Linked DNA regions of Mus musculus: region 1 is linked to region 2. The links are chromatin contacts, found by Hi-C in ENCODE. All regions are on one chromosome and are shown on one strand. Each heading gives the region's core, a stretch centred on a gene start or an enhancer-like site at or near the end of the contact. The rest is flanking DNA. Distances are from core to core; before and after follow the strand shown. Region 1 holds the start of Tmem89 (transmembrane protein 89). Region 2 holds the start of Lamb2 (laminin, beta 2).

The links. Hi-C counts contacts between places; a loop is a spot of excess contacts on that map.
Region 1: a map of regulatory T cell shows a loop between it and region 2 (4-fold over the local background). The contact joins the promoter of Tmem89 here to the promoter of Lamb2 in region 2. A Hi-C loop is called at or near these places in 2 of 37 maps with a recorded cell type or tissue (T-helper 1 cell and regulatory T cell).

The regions. Positions count from the first base shown.
Region 1 is chr9:108,912,175-108,919,046 of GRCm38, forward strand. Tmem89 (transmembrane protein 89) reads left to right here and starts at 2,445. Exons shown (of 2, transcript NM_027066.1): 1 at 2,445-2,783; 2 at 3,191-3,389. The coding sequence starts at 2,460. The coding sequence ends at 3,376. Slc26a6 (solute carrier family 26, member 6) reads left to right here. Exons shown (of 20, transcript NM_134420.4): 19 at 238-372; 20 at 595-875. The coding sequence ends at 609.
Region 2 is chr9:108,474,818-108,482,008 of GRCm38, forward strand. It overlaps Lamb2 (laminin, beta 2), which reads left to right and starts at 5,045. Exons shown (of 33, transcript NM_008483.3): 1 at 5,045-5,157; 2 at 5,241-5,326; 3 at 5,461-5,633; 4 at 5,721-5,856; 5 at 5,939-6,012; 6 at 6,417-6,605; 7 at 6,687-6,750; 8 at 6,991-7,191. The coding sequence starts at 5,242.

The DNA.
Region 1 (6,872 bases), core at 1,195-3,694, 430 kb after region 2:
AACACACACACCATACATACACACATACACACCACACATACATACCATATATATCACACATACACCACATATATACACCATATACAACACACACACACAGACACGGACACATGCACACACAGGAGACATACAGGAATGACTGAGTTTCAGTAAGTAGCAAAGAATTCTCAGGGTACCTGGGGACCCAGTCTCCTGGTGGTACTGCATGTCATCAGGACCTACTCCTTGTCCACAGGTCCTGTGGTCGCCCAGCTTGAAGCTGGACACTTCTTTGATGAATCTATCACTAAGCAGCATGTCTTTGCCTCTGTCCATGACGCTGTGACCTTTGCCCTCAGCCACCGGAAGTCTGTCCCTAAGAGCCCTGTTTTGGTAAGCTGCCGCAGCCACACTGAGCAGTTTTTGTTAATCTATTTCCCCACCCTGACCCCAACTCCAGGAGGTTGGTGACAGTGCCCAGGGCTCTGGCCACGTTGAACCCATCGCTCTTCCCCTCCTGCCTGGAAAAATTTGTTTGAATGGGGAGATATGCTATTTGGGAGTTCAGATATGTCCTCCGGAAACTGACTGGAACCTCCTCTCTAACCCACGCAGGCCACCAAACTCTGACTTTGCTGCAGGAGACTGCCTACCTCTGGAGGTTGTGACAGGTCACCCTCATGAAACCCCCTGCCTCTGGGCCACCTCCAGGTGCCACCTGGGACTCCATTCCATGTACCTGCACATACAATTCATGGATGGATGCCCTGGGACTCCCAAGTTCAGTGCTACAGGCCTGGGGCAGGGTATTGCAGTCAGGCTGGCCTTGGCTGGGTGCTGAAAAGGAGCTGATGTGGGAATACAGCTTTGGGAATAAATTTGTCTGTCCAACTTCAGGCTCTGCTGTGGCATGGTCAGGGTGTGGCTGGGGTGTCGAGTGGTCTTCAGCACAGACTCCCAATCCTTCTTATAAACCCTAAGGTAGACAGAACTAGGGTGTAAGATTTGGGGAGATCAGGGACAGGCAGAGAGCAAGCTGAGTCGGGCAGCGGTGGCACCCAGGATGGGTTAGTATTTTATAAGCTTAAGGTTCTCTTCAGTTTTACAGACAGTCCTTTAGCTCTAGCTGGGAAAAAATAAATGGAATCAAAACTGTAGATCAGGACAGAGCCATTCTCGGGGATAAACCCGGTTAAGAGGCAGGGTGAAGTTGGTGTTTCTGAGAGATGTGGCGTGAACCCCTGAGCTCCCAGCTAAAGAACAGAGCCATTCACATGGTCTGCTGCTGGATTTAAAAGTCAGGGTTATGAACTGCTTACTCATAGAGCACTGAGATCGGCAGAGCATGTCAGTCAAGAAGCGGCTGACTTCAGGCATAAAACAGCAACATGAGTTGGTCCCTTGGGCCACTGACCCCGTGATGGGAGGGATAGGGCAGTGGGCTCCTAAGCAGTAAAAGGGAGGGTAGCCTCATGGGTTGCCTGGTGGTTACACATGGGAATGCCCAGAGAATGCAATACCCACATTTCCTGCCCAGAACTCATGAACTTCACTATTCATCAGGTACGCTCCAGGCGCGGTGCTAGGTACCGGGCAAGTTCCCAACTGTAGATAGAGGCTTCCTGACCTCCAAATCACCCAGGCACCCTTGCCTGGGCCTATTTATCGTGGCTTTTGCCCGTGTCTGGCACCAGAGTGTTTACAAGCCATCTGAGCTCCCGCCAAAACGCAGAGGAGGAAGGCAGTGCTTTTTGTTCATCTGTTCTGTCACGCTCCATTCTGGCACTGGGTCTGGGTGCTCGGTAAATATTGTTTGAATGAAGACCTGGAGCCAGAGGCAGACCTCAAACAAGAACTTGTCAGGCTGGCCTCGGATGGGTTCTAGGAGGAAGCCGGTATGTTTTTATAGTTTGAGAATAAAGATGATTATGTAGGTAGCCAGAAATGCTCTAAAGAAAATCGGGTGGGGGTCAATGCTAGAGGAGAAAGGACTCTACCACCAAGGTAGTCATGGAGGGGTGACGGCAGTATGTGAGGCTCTCTCTAACCTTGGAAAGGTGACTTTCTAGGAGGGAAGCCATGCTCTTTCAGCACAAGGAAGGGTGGTGAGGGAGGTCTGAGTGAGGCAAGGACAGCAGCCAGCAGAAAACTTCAAGGAAGCCACACTTGGAAGTGCTTGCAGAGTGGAGCTGAGCTGGGTTTCGGAAGCTTCCCTGTGCTCTGTTTTACCAGCGTGGCAGTTGCTAGCCGAGTGGAGAACATTGGACCCTAAAGGCAGCAGGGTGCTTAGATTAGGGAAGGATGATAGGAGGGTTGGAGTCCATCTCCCCACTTCCCATCATCTGGCCAAGCTGTATTTTGAAAGGCCATGGGCCCAGCTGGAACCTGCTGCTGCCTCAGAGCTGGGCCTGCTCTTGGGGGAGGGGTGTTTGCCCGTTGCCAAGGTACCAGGGTTCCGGCTCCTCGAAGTGTTAACAGTCATGCTGTACACATTGCTCTTAGTGCCATCGCTGTTCCTGTTGGTGATGCCTGTCCCTAGCCAAGGCTGGTCTAGGCCCCTCTGGTACCAAGTAGGGCTGGACTTGCAGCCCTGGGGCTGCCAGCCAAACAGCCCAGATATCTGGGGCTGCCAGCCAAATAGCCTGGATAGCTGCAAGAACAGTCTGGGTTGCCCTGGCTACTGGTTGGGCCTGGGAGGAAATCGCATCTACCCCGTGGCTGGGGTCACAATCACCACCACCATGTTGCTGGTTGTCAGCCGTGTGATAGTGCACCGATGGCGAGCTAAGGTTGCTAAGGGTCAGGTGAGCACAGCTCCACTCTGTCCTCTGCAGTTCCTGCTTCTGCTCATGCCCCCTGGGCCATGCCTCCCACTCAACCTTCTTCCTATCACCCTGGCTTAGGGCCTGTGGGCTTCCTGTCTGATCCTGTCCTCCTCCCTGTGACCTGTTCTTGCATCTCCACAGAACCTATGTCTACAACCAATCCATCCCTATCATTCCTTAGGACTAGTCCTCTGGTCCATCTGTCCCCATTCCCATTCTTCATCCAGCCACCATGGGCCCCAGGGCCACCTAGCCTCTGGAGACCCAGTGACCTATTCCCCTGTCCCCCCATCCTCTTTGACACTTCCCCACATCCCTTCTCTCTAGCTCCACTCTCACGCTGGTCCCTGGCCCTCCTCCACCCTCACACTGGTCCTATATTTCAGCTCCCAGCAGTGACCTCCAGCTCCGGCAAACACTGGAAAGAGCAGCCCACTGTCTCAGACCGCACGCTGGTCCTCAGGGTCCTTCACATGCTGGACGCCATCCTGCTCCACATTGAGGGCCACCTGCAGGGGCTGGCTTCCCAACAACAAATTCAAATAAAAGGGTCCCCCCCTCAGTCTGGGTGACCCAATATATGCTTCTCTTTCTCCGATTGTTGTCAAAGATCAGCTCTGACGTTCAGGGTAAACGGAGACAGGGCATAGGAATGCTCTTCTTTTTTGGTCCCACAAAAGAGATCAGTGAAAAAAAAAATTCTACTCTAGCTTATATATCCCAGCAAAATCTTTTAAGCAGTATAGAAATAATATGATTACATTCTATTTTTCTTTTAGTGAATGATTATAAAACAAAACAAAACAGTAGGTTCCTCAATATCTTTACATGAAAAAACATTTTGCATATTACAGGTTAAAAAAAAAACCAGAAATTATTCCCAAGAACCCACATACATCTGTAACTAAGCAACTTGTTATAGATTAGTGTGGTGTGAGCAAGCAAGGTAAGTTTCTCAGCCAGTTTGTCTAACTGGCAGGCAGCATTTCGTGATTACAAAGAAAGAATCTATTTTATTATTTATCTTAAGTAATCCTATAACTATTTAAAAGAATCACAAATCTAAACTTTTATATAAAAAACTACTTGAAGACCTCAGAATGCACAATAGCAATTTTTATTAAATCATATCAGGAAGCTGAGGGCAAAAATGGATACAAGAAATGAATCATCACCAGTCCAGCCTCCAATCTAGCTAGATTGTTCTTGTTCTCTGACCTCAAAAAGTCCCCAGCTCAATTATTAAGAGTGTGTTTTTCTGAACTTCAAATTGTTTCCTAAGATTTTCTACATCAGAGCCAGTAGCAAAAACATCTCAAGCTAAGTTCACTAGCAGTTTGTTTTTCCAAATGCTAAGGGTGGCAGTCATTGCTGACAATCTCCATCTCTAAGTTCTTCCTTCTCCAGGCCGTGATAGAACCATAACCTGCTCCAGCAGCAATGCCTGAGAGAGATCAGGCATTAGCACTGTGAGTGCCAGAGATACGGCCCAGCGAGGGACTGGAAGCCCCTTTGAATTTTCATATAATTCTTAAGAGGGATGTGAGAGCCAGACAGTGGTGGCACCCGCCTTTAATCCCAGCATATGGGAGGCAGAGACAGGCAGATTTCTGAGTTCGAGGCCAGCGTGGTCTACAGAGTGAGTTCCAGGGCAGACAAGGCTACACAGAGGAACCCTGTCTCAGAAAAACAAACAAACAAACAAACAAACAAACAACCCCAAAAACAAACAAAGAGGGATGTGAGGGCAGCAAGCAGAGAAGAACTTCATAACAGCATGAAGCCCTCAGGACATAACTGTTTTCAGGGAAGGGAGCAGGGGGTCGTTACATTTATCCTTTCTCAGGTATCTAACGGAGTTAAGGACTAGATAGTTATACTCTCAAAATTAAGCTTAAGTTGTTTTAGGACCTAAGAAGATGTTTTGAATTAGAATACAAGTTATGATAGAAAATGATTTAGATACAATACTCTGAACTCACCAGTATAGGAGAGATGATAGAATACTTTCTGTAAAGTTGCCAAATATAAATGGACTGGACATTGTGGATGTAACTCCTACCTGACACTTTTCATAATTGTTTCATATTTTTTCCTACTGTATGTTGTTTATTATTATGAAAAAGTCTTTTTTATTCAGACAAAAAGGGGGAAATGTTGGGGTTTTTCTGGTGCTTCTTGTATTCTTATGCTATATTTTATACCCCAAGATCTGGTTGCTCCAAAGACAAGCAAATTCCCACACACACCAGCCTTTGTTGTGCAAACCTTACTCCCCAGTTTAAAACCATTGGTTAGGGGCTGGGGAGATGGCTCAGAGATGGTTAAGAGCACTGGCTATTTTTCTAGAGGACCTAGGTTCAATTCATAGCACCTGGCCAGCAGCTCATGACTGTAACTCCAGTTCTAGGAGAATCTGGCACCCTCTCACAGACATACAAGCAAGCAAGCAAGCAAGCAAGCAAGCAAAAATAAATAAATAAATAAATAAATAAATAAATAAATAAATAAATAAATAAATTTTAAAAATGGCTACAACCAGTTACTAGGGAGAATAGGGGAAAAGTGGAGTTTGAGTTACCAGGCTGGGAGTGGAAGGTAGGGACTATGAGGGAGAAGGAGAAAGGAGCCATTGTGGTTGTGCTAGCCAGTGGGCTTCATTCCATGAGTCTGTTATTTTTGAGCTATTTCTCCTTCATGGCCCTTGACAAATTGTCAGCTGGTGCCAGCCTGTGTGTGAGGGACTGTCTAAACCCTGGCCTGTTTCCACTGTTAGAGATTTGTTGAAGCTACAGTGCACAGGATAGGTAGGCAGGTAGTCCTGGGCATCACTGCCCCCTCAGTGGGGTGTACCCACTCCTTTGTTTCTAGCTCTGTCCTTGCCTCATCTCAGGGAGGACAGGTGAAATCAGGACTTAAGGCCTACCACCAGAAACCACCAGCTGGCTTCCTTCTCCATGTTTGCATGCCCCTCTTCCCAAGGGATCACCGCTCTGGGTACCCAGCGGTTGTCAGTCTTTAGATCCTTGACTCCTTTCCATCCTCCCAGCTCTAACCCCATCCTCACACTACCAGCTCAGACCCCTAGAGCCCTAAGCTCAGGCCACTCAGGCATCCCTATCTGCCTTTATTTGTGTGGCATCAGACACACTCTTGCCTGAGCAGCTCCAAGGTCCCTATAATAAGAGTGAGAACTGTCGGGCGTGGTGGCGCACGCCTTTAATCCCAGATTAAATTGAGAGGCAGAGGCAGGTGGATTTCTGAGTTCGAGGCCAGCCTGGTCTACAGAGTGAGTTCCAGGACAGCCAGGGCTACACAGAGAAGCCCTGTCTCTACAAGCCCAAAAAAAAAAAAAAAAAAAAAAGTGAGAACTGAGCTACCTCAAAGGAACCTTCCACTCCTTCCTCTCCTCCCTTCCTCTAACCTGGGTGGACGGGTTGACTGGATCCCAGGGAGTAGGCATCTTTAGAGTACTATGTTTTAGAAAAGGAAATTGCAATTACAAATTCAAAGAGAAGCAGAATTCTATCAAAGTAATGAGAAAAGGGCTGGGACTGGGGCTCAGCGGCAAAGCACATGCTTAGCTTGCACGAGGTCTCGTCTTTGACTTCTCTGACAAGAAACAAAATGAGAAAAACCACAAGTTTAAAAGAGGCCATGAGCCGGGCGTGGTGGCACACGCCTTTAATCTCAGCACTCGGGAGGCAGAGGCAGGCAGATTTCTGAGTTCGAGGCCAGCCTGGTCTACAGAGTGAGTTCCAGGACAGTCAGGGCCACACAGGGAAACCCTGTCTCAAAAAACCAGAAAAAAAAAAAAAAAAAGAGGCCATGTGTGTGCTTTTTTGAGACAGTCTAAACCCTGTGGCCCTGCCTGGACTTGAACTTGCTGTCTTCCCATGCTTCCTCTTTCCAGGTGCGAGCATCACAGCGCATGCCCCAACACCTGGCTTTAAAGGGGGCTGTAACTTGACAGATGTTGTGATAGTAGATTAAAAAGAAAATCATTTGTGCCAACTCCTGACATCCTTGTAATGCTTCTTTGCTGTGGGTTATGGTTCTTACAGTTTG
Region 2 (7,191 bases), core at 3,795-6,294:
CATTGCACATGGAACAAGTGAGCAACTGGTGGCTTCCTGGAGGAAGACACAACACATTCTTTTTTTTTCTTTTTGGTTTTTCGAGACAGGGTTTCTCTGTATAGCCCTGGCTGTCCTGGAACTCACTCTGTAGACCAGGCTGGCCTCGAACTCAGAAATCTGCCTGCCTCTGCCTCCCGAGTGCTGGGATTAAAGGTGTGTGCCGCCAACACCCAGCTTTGACACAGCACATTCTTAGTCCTGTCTGTAAGCCCTCGACCCTGGTTCAATCTTACAATGTTAATAGACTCTCTGAGAAGGGGGTGTGGTGGCACACACTGCTTATAACCCCAGCACTCGGGAGGCAAAGGCAGGCAGATCTCTGAGTTTGAGACCAGCTTGGTCTACAGAGTGTTTTTCAGGATACCCAGGGCTATATACATTTGAAAAAACAAAACACGAACAAAACAAACAAAAGAACCTCTGAGCCTTGTGCATCCTGCCCAAGGGCTGCTCTGAAATACAGCCTGGCCTGTCAGGCAAGATGCCAGTGCCCATGTGAATCCTAAACAGGTTGGGCTGGTGTGCGCGCACACACTTAAACAGGACCCTGCGTGTGTGCTGTTAGCTTTTCAGTCTTTTCTTTGTCTTTTGATGTTGGATTTTGACATCTAGCACTAACTGGGTTAGTACTTCTATAGCGCAGGCTGGCCTTGAACTCACAGCGACCTTCCCTCAGAGGCTTCTGGAGTACTGAGACGATAGGCATATGCCATACCTGGCTTTTTAAAGTTGTTTCATTTTATTCTGAGAGAGATGTCTTTCACTCAGATGGCCTTGAAATTGCTATGTAGCTGAAGCTCTCCTTGAGCTAATTTTCCTAAATTCACCTCCCAAGCCCTGGGATTGCAGGCAGGTAGCCCCACACTGGCTCACTCAAAGCCATTCTTGTTTTTGTTTTTTTTGTTTTGTTTTTGTTTTTGTTTTTTGTTTTCCTTTTGTTTTTTTTTTTTTTTTTGTTTTTTCGAGACAGGGTTTCTCTGTATAACTCTGGCTGTCCTAGTGTCCTAGAACTCATTTTGTAGACCAGGCTGGCCTCGAACTCAGAAATCTGTCTGCCTCTGCCTCCCGAGTGCTGGGATTAAAGGCATGTGCCGCCACGCCCAGCCTCAAGGCCATTCTTGAAGCTAAGGCTAGTACTACCTGCTGCCGGGACCTAGTTTCTCTCCTACAGTCTACACCTGTGCCCCACAAAGCTTCATACTTATTTATTTTATATGTGTATATGGATGTTTGCCTACATGAATGTCTGTGTACACAGAGAGGATGGGAGCCAGTTGAAACTGGAGTTATAGACTCTTGTTAGCCACCATGATGGTGCTGGGAATTGAACCCAGGTCCCCTGGAAAAGCAGTCAGTAGTCTTAACCACTGGACCATCTCTCCAGGCCCAAGACTCCATCTTTCCCAATTCTGACCATCACATGGGAATCTACCACAGCAGAAAGGATATCTCCATTGTAGGAGCAGATATGTGCCCCGGACCCCAGCAGTTCCCTTCCACACTACATGGCCTGCCCTACCTGCTTTACTTCCTGGGACCAATGCTTGATTCTCCTGAAACTGCAGCCCAGGACGTGGTCACCTGTTCAAGATCTATCACGGCCGGGAGTGGTGGTGCACACCTTTAATCCCAGCACTAGGGAGGCAGAGGCAGGCAGATTTCTGAGTTTGAGGCCAGCCTGGTCTACAAAGTGAGTTCTAGGACAGCCAGGGCTATACAGAGAAACCCTGTCTCGAAAAACAAAACAAAACAAAAACAAACAAACAAACAAACAAACAAAAAAGATCTATCACTCTGACACTTGCAGGTCCTGCAAAGAGCACTGTATCAGGAGAAAGAACTAACAGACAGTCTCCTGTCTCTGTGGGGAGTATACTGCAGCTCATAAAATAGACAGGGGTTCAGGCAAGGAATCTGGTTTTAGGGGAGATGGACTCTCGAGTCAGCTTCCAAGAGTCCAGATATAGAGGATCACAAGATGGCCTGCCCGAGTTCTGTGTTGAGGAGTCGTGGAACCGAAGGGCTCTCTGGCCAGGCTAATGCTGACTCCCCCTGTAGGAAAGAACTGACTGTCATGTCCTGGACACTGTGTGACACAGAAGAGAGTACCAGGTCATCTTGGCTTGGCACAAGAGGGCCACAATAGTGCAAGGTGAGGCCAAGTAGGCGCATGTGTGGGCAACAGGAGAGGGAGGGGCTGGGCTATGACAGGAGGAAGACATTAGCACTGTACACTGTAACTTTAAGTTTTTCAAATCCTATTTTTTAAAAAAGAATTATTTATTTATTTTATGTATAGAAGTACACTGTAGCTGTCTTCAGACACACCAGAAGGGGGCATCAGATCTCATTACAGATGGATGTGGGCCACCATGTGGTTGTTGGTATTTGAACTCAGGACCTTTGGAAGAACAGTCAGTGCTCTTAACTGCTGAGCCATCTCTCCAGCCCTCAGCCTTCATGAGTCTGCCTTAACCTTTCACCTGTGTCCACTTTAATGAAACATTCCTTCTCGAGTTCGCCCCAGCCAAACACCATCCAACCAACTTTCCAAAGAACCCTTAAGTTTCCACTTCAACATTTTATTTATTTATCTTGTGTGGGTGGGAGCTGAAGAGGGATGGGTCAATAGGATGCTGATGCTGGACCCACATCCCCTGGAAACCCCTGACAGAACCGGAGTAGTGGATGGAAATGTGGGATACTGTGAGAGATGTTACCTTGTGAGGACTCTCTCCAAGGGGCAGGCTGAGTGAGGGTTAGCAGGAGCTGAGACACACATTCTTCAGTCTATCTCCCATCTTGTTTGTAGTAACTTTTCAGCCTGTGCTTCTGTGCTCTGTGGGAATCCGTCCTTTCCCTTGAACCCTGTCTATTGCATAGGGTTCTCTAAATGCCTCCCACAGATTATATCCTATAACCTGGACATAGCAGTCATAAATTTGGAGCATTTATCAGGAATGGGCACAATGTTACTGAGCCATACAGGGAGCCCCAGGAAACTATAGCTTAGACTTGGGGATGCAGGAAGACAGAGTCCACATCTGACCCTGCCTCACCAACTCCAGGATATCCAGGCCACAGCAAGCTTCACAGACATCCAGGTCTGGAAAACATTGTTTTATGCACTAAGGCTCTGGGATATGGCTGCCCTGCAAATAGCCATTCGGATCATCCAGTGTGTCTTTGTGGCTACATGTTGACTTGTGTATGTATGTCTGTTCAGAGTGGAAGGCAGAGGTGGGTGGTCTTGATGCTATTGAGGCGTACTCACAGGGCTGAACAGACTTTCCAGGGGAACGCTAGTAAGCTGGCGAGTGTTTCACAGTTGCCTGGGCACGCAGCTCAAGTGCTACAGTGTGCCTGGCATCCATGAATCCCAAGCCTTCATCCCCTGAATATCATGCACATGTCGGGGCACACACATCTCTTACTAAAGAAGAACCAGGAGGGGTGAGTTCAAGGTTAGCCCTAGAAACAGGAGATTCTGTCTCAGAAATAAAAAACAAAACGGACAGCTGGGCATGGTGGCGCACGCCTTTAATCCCAACACTGGGGAGGCAGAGGCAGGCAGATTTCTGAGTTCAAGGCCAGCCTGGTCTACAAAGTGAGTTCCAGGACAGCCAGGGCTATACAAAGAAACCCTGTCTCGAAATAAATAAATAAATAAATAAATAAATAACCCTGTCTCTAAATAAATAAATAAATAAATATGACTCTATGATGTCCCTCATTGGCCGTCTAACCTTGAGACTAGAACTATCATGTAACTCCCTCTAATGCCCTTAGCCCCATCCTGCCCCTTTATCGAGTGATCTAAAATTCTGACCTATCACCTCTAGCATACCAGAGCTTCCCTAGATTGCTCACAGGACTCCTCTAGGTGACAGGAGAGTCTACTCTAGTGACAGGGAAAATCAGCGGATTGACTGCCCCGCCCCCATCCTCCTTTGTGAGGCGGAAAGTTTCCTCTGAACTTTCAGCTTTCCCACAGGCGCCTGCAGCTTCCAGTAATCTTTGCTTGATCTCCAGCAGTCTGTTCATAGCGGTGGCACTCAAAGCAAGCCGTACGGACCTGAACCCACCCTCTTCCCGCCTGAAGTCCCAGGGGTCTGGGTGGGGCGCGCGCCTAGTGGGTGCGCGCATTCCAACCCTCCGCTCCCGGGCTGCCAGGCGACTGGAAAGTCCGGCGTGGATAAATAGTCACAAGATTCGGATTCACTTGTTGCTGGTGGTCCAGAGTCTGTCACCCAGAACCCATCCTCTGGGTAACTGAGTAGCCACAGCCCATTTTAATCAGGAAACAGGCAACCTTTCTCGCAACCCATTTGCTGGAGTGCTTATGGACGGTCGAGTTCCTCGGAGTTCTGTTTCAGGCAGTAGTGCGTGGCCTTTCCAGTATCTCCGAGAGCTCAGTCCTAGTCTATCCTTTGGGGCGTCCTAAACCTTTCCACAGGTACAATAGAATTCTAGCTTGCACCTTTCCCATCCATCTCCCGACTGATGCTGTAACCCTGGGAGCCCCGCGGCTGATTTGTGGTTTCCATAGTGACACCAGGACAAAGGCCATAAGCTCCTTCCATCTGCCTTCCTGATACACAAAGATCACAAACCTCTCGATTTACCTCTGCCACCCGCCAACTCCACGAGCCCTCTTCCTGTCCCCTGAATGCCATGCTTGCCAGCAACCCCTGGTTCACATCGGGACTTAAGGGATCCGATGAAGATATGTGGACCAGGATGCTCTGTCTTTGAGCAGCCTACTCTAATTTCTTTTTGGATGCTCCCTTTTAGTTCCTCGAACTAAGCTGCTTCTTTGCTAAGTACACATCTGCTAAATAAACTTCAGCTTAAAAAGAAAGTGGATGAAGTAACCAAAGTCTGGTTCTTAGGATGAGGGTTGTCTGCAGCGGGCAGGGGTATGGTAGGGGGTGGGGTGCTATCCTCAGTTATAATCCTATTTTAGATCCACTCCGTGTTTTACTTCCTTCCCTTGCTTTCCAACTTTACTCAAAGTCGTCAGAGTCTCTCAGATTGTGGAGGAGTGACTGCTAGGTCCGACCCTGGACAGATTGAGGGCCTGGAGGGACACCAGCCCAGTACCCACACGGTCGGGTCAGCATCAGCCCCAAGGGAGGTGGTGGGCTTTCGTCTGTGGACTCTTTATCTCTCTTTATCTCTATTTTACTTTTCTTCAGGATGGAGTGGGCCTCAGGAGAACCAGGGAGGGGCAGGCAGGGACAGCCTTTGCCATGGGAACTTCGCTTGGGCCTACTTCTAAGTGGTGAGGGGGCCTGGTGAGGCCTAAGGTTGTGGGATGTGATGGTAGGTCCAGGGGTGGCAGGCTGTTCCCAGGGGCCCAAGGGATGGGGCTAGTCACCAGGAGTCCTGCTGAGCTGATTGACCCACTGTCCTCAGTGCTGGCTGCCACATTGGCCCAGGCCCCGTCCTTGGATGTACCTGGCTGTTCTCGAGGAAGCTGCTATCCAGCCACCGGTGACCTGTTGGTGGGCCGTGCGGACAGACTGACGGCCTCATCCACGTGTGGCTTGCATAGCCCTCAACCCTACTGTATTGTCAGTCACCTGCAGGTGCTTCTGGGGCCCCAGAGGAGAGGGCTGGGTCAGGGTGGGGTCGGCCCCAGCTAAGGTACCTATCCTACACTCCACCCAATCCAGGACGAAAAGAAGTGTTTCCTGTGTGACTCCCGACGTCCCTTCTCTGCTCGAGACAACCCAAATAGTCATCGGATCCAGAATGTAGTCACCAGCTTTGCGCCACAACGCCGGACAGCCTGGTGGCAATCGGAGAACGGTGAGCCCCTGAGTAGGTCATCAGGATGACTAGGGCTTGTAACCAGTAACCGCAGAACCTTGACCCCCTATTCCTGCTGCAGGGGTTCCAATGGTCACCATCCAACTGGACCTGGAAGCTGAGTTTCATTTCACCCACCTCATTATGACGTTCAAGGTGCCTGCGCGTCAGCGAACCCGCCTGATTTTGCTTTGCTTCTCAGTACCCCCTAACAGAGTCCTAGCTCTACAACGAAGCTTCCCTGAGCTCCTGTGTTGTGCTCTATGTGTGAAGCATGGTCACGTCCTGCATGGCTTCCATAGTTGAACACCTCTGCACATGCTCTCTTGTGCCCCATTCCTAGGCTAAGTCAGATACAGTCTCTCTGGGTCTCGTGGTATTTTAACCTGCCTGTCAGAGGTGGCTGTCCTCCCTGGTCTGATCATGGTCTGGCTTTCCTAGTCTTTCCCATGTGTCTGAGATGCTCAGCAGTGATCATGACTAAGCAGAGCTCTCCGTAACCTAGGCTGGACTGAAGTCCTGGTTCCTGCTAGTCAGACATGTCCTCCTTCCCCATCCAGACGTTCCGGCCTGCTGCTATGCTGGTGGAGCGTTCTGCAGACTTTGGCCGCACCTGGCACGTGTACCGATATTTTTCCTATGACTGCGGGGCTGACTTCCCGGGAATCCCACTGGCCCCGCCACGTCGCTGGGATGATGTAGTGTGTGAGTCCCGCTACTCAGAAATCGAGCCGTCTACGGAAGGCGAGGTAAGGGCTGGGACCCAGCTAGTGGGGTCTGTGATGGACGTGAAGCGAGGTTCATTATCTGTGGACTTCTTGCCCTGCTAGGTCATCTATCGTGTGCTGGACCCTGCTATTCCTATCCCAGACCCCTACAGCTCACGGATTCAGAGTGAGTGTTCTACTATGGAGATTGGCACAGTCTCAGTGTCCGGATGGGGACTATTTGGGGCCTCAGTAACTATTTTAGGTGCTTCCTAGGGCAAATGCCAAGCCCAGTTTAGCTCTGGGAGCAATAGAAAAGAGGTCTCCCAAGGTGACCTTGGCAGCTGCAACCAATGGTGGCACTGGTGGGGACGAGGCAACAAGGGGCCACCTGCTTAGTTGGACGAGACCCTCTTCCCTTTCTTAGACCTGTTGAAGATCACCAACCTACGAGTGAACTTAACCCGGCTTCACACACTGGGAGACAACTTGCTTGACCCACGGAGGGAGATCCGGGAAAAATACTATTATGCTCTCTATGAACTTGTCATCCGTGGCAACTGCTTCTGCTATGGCCACGCCTCACAGTGTGCGCCTGCACCAGGGGCGCCGGCCCATGCTGAGGGCA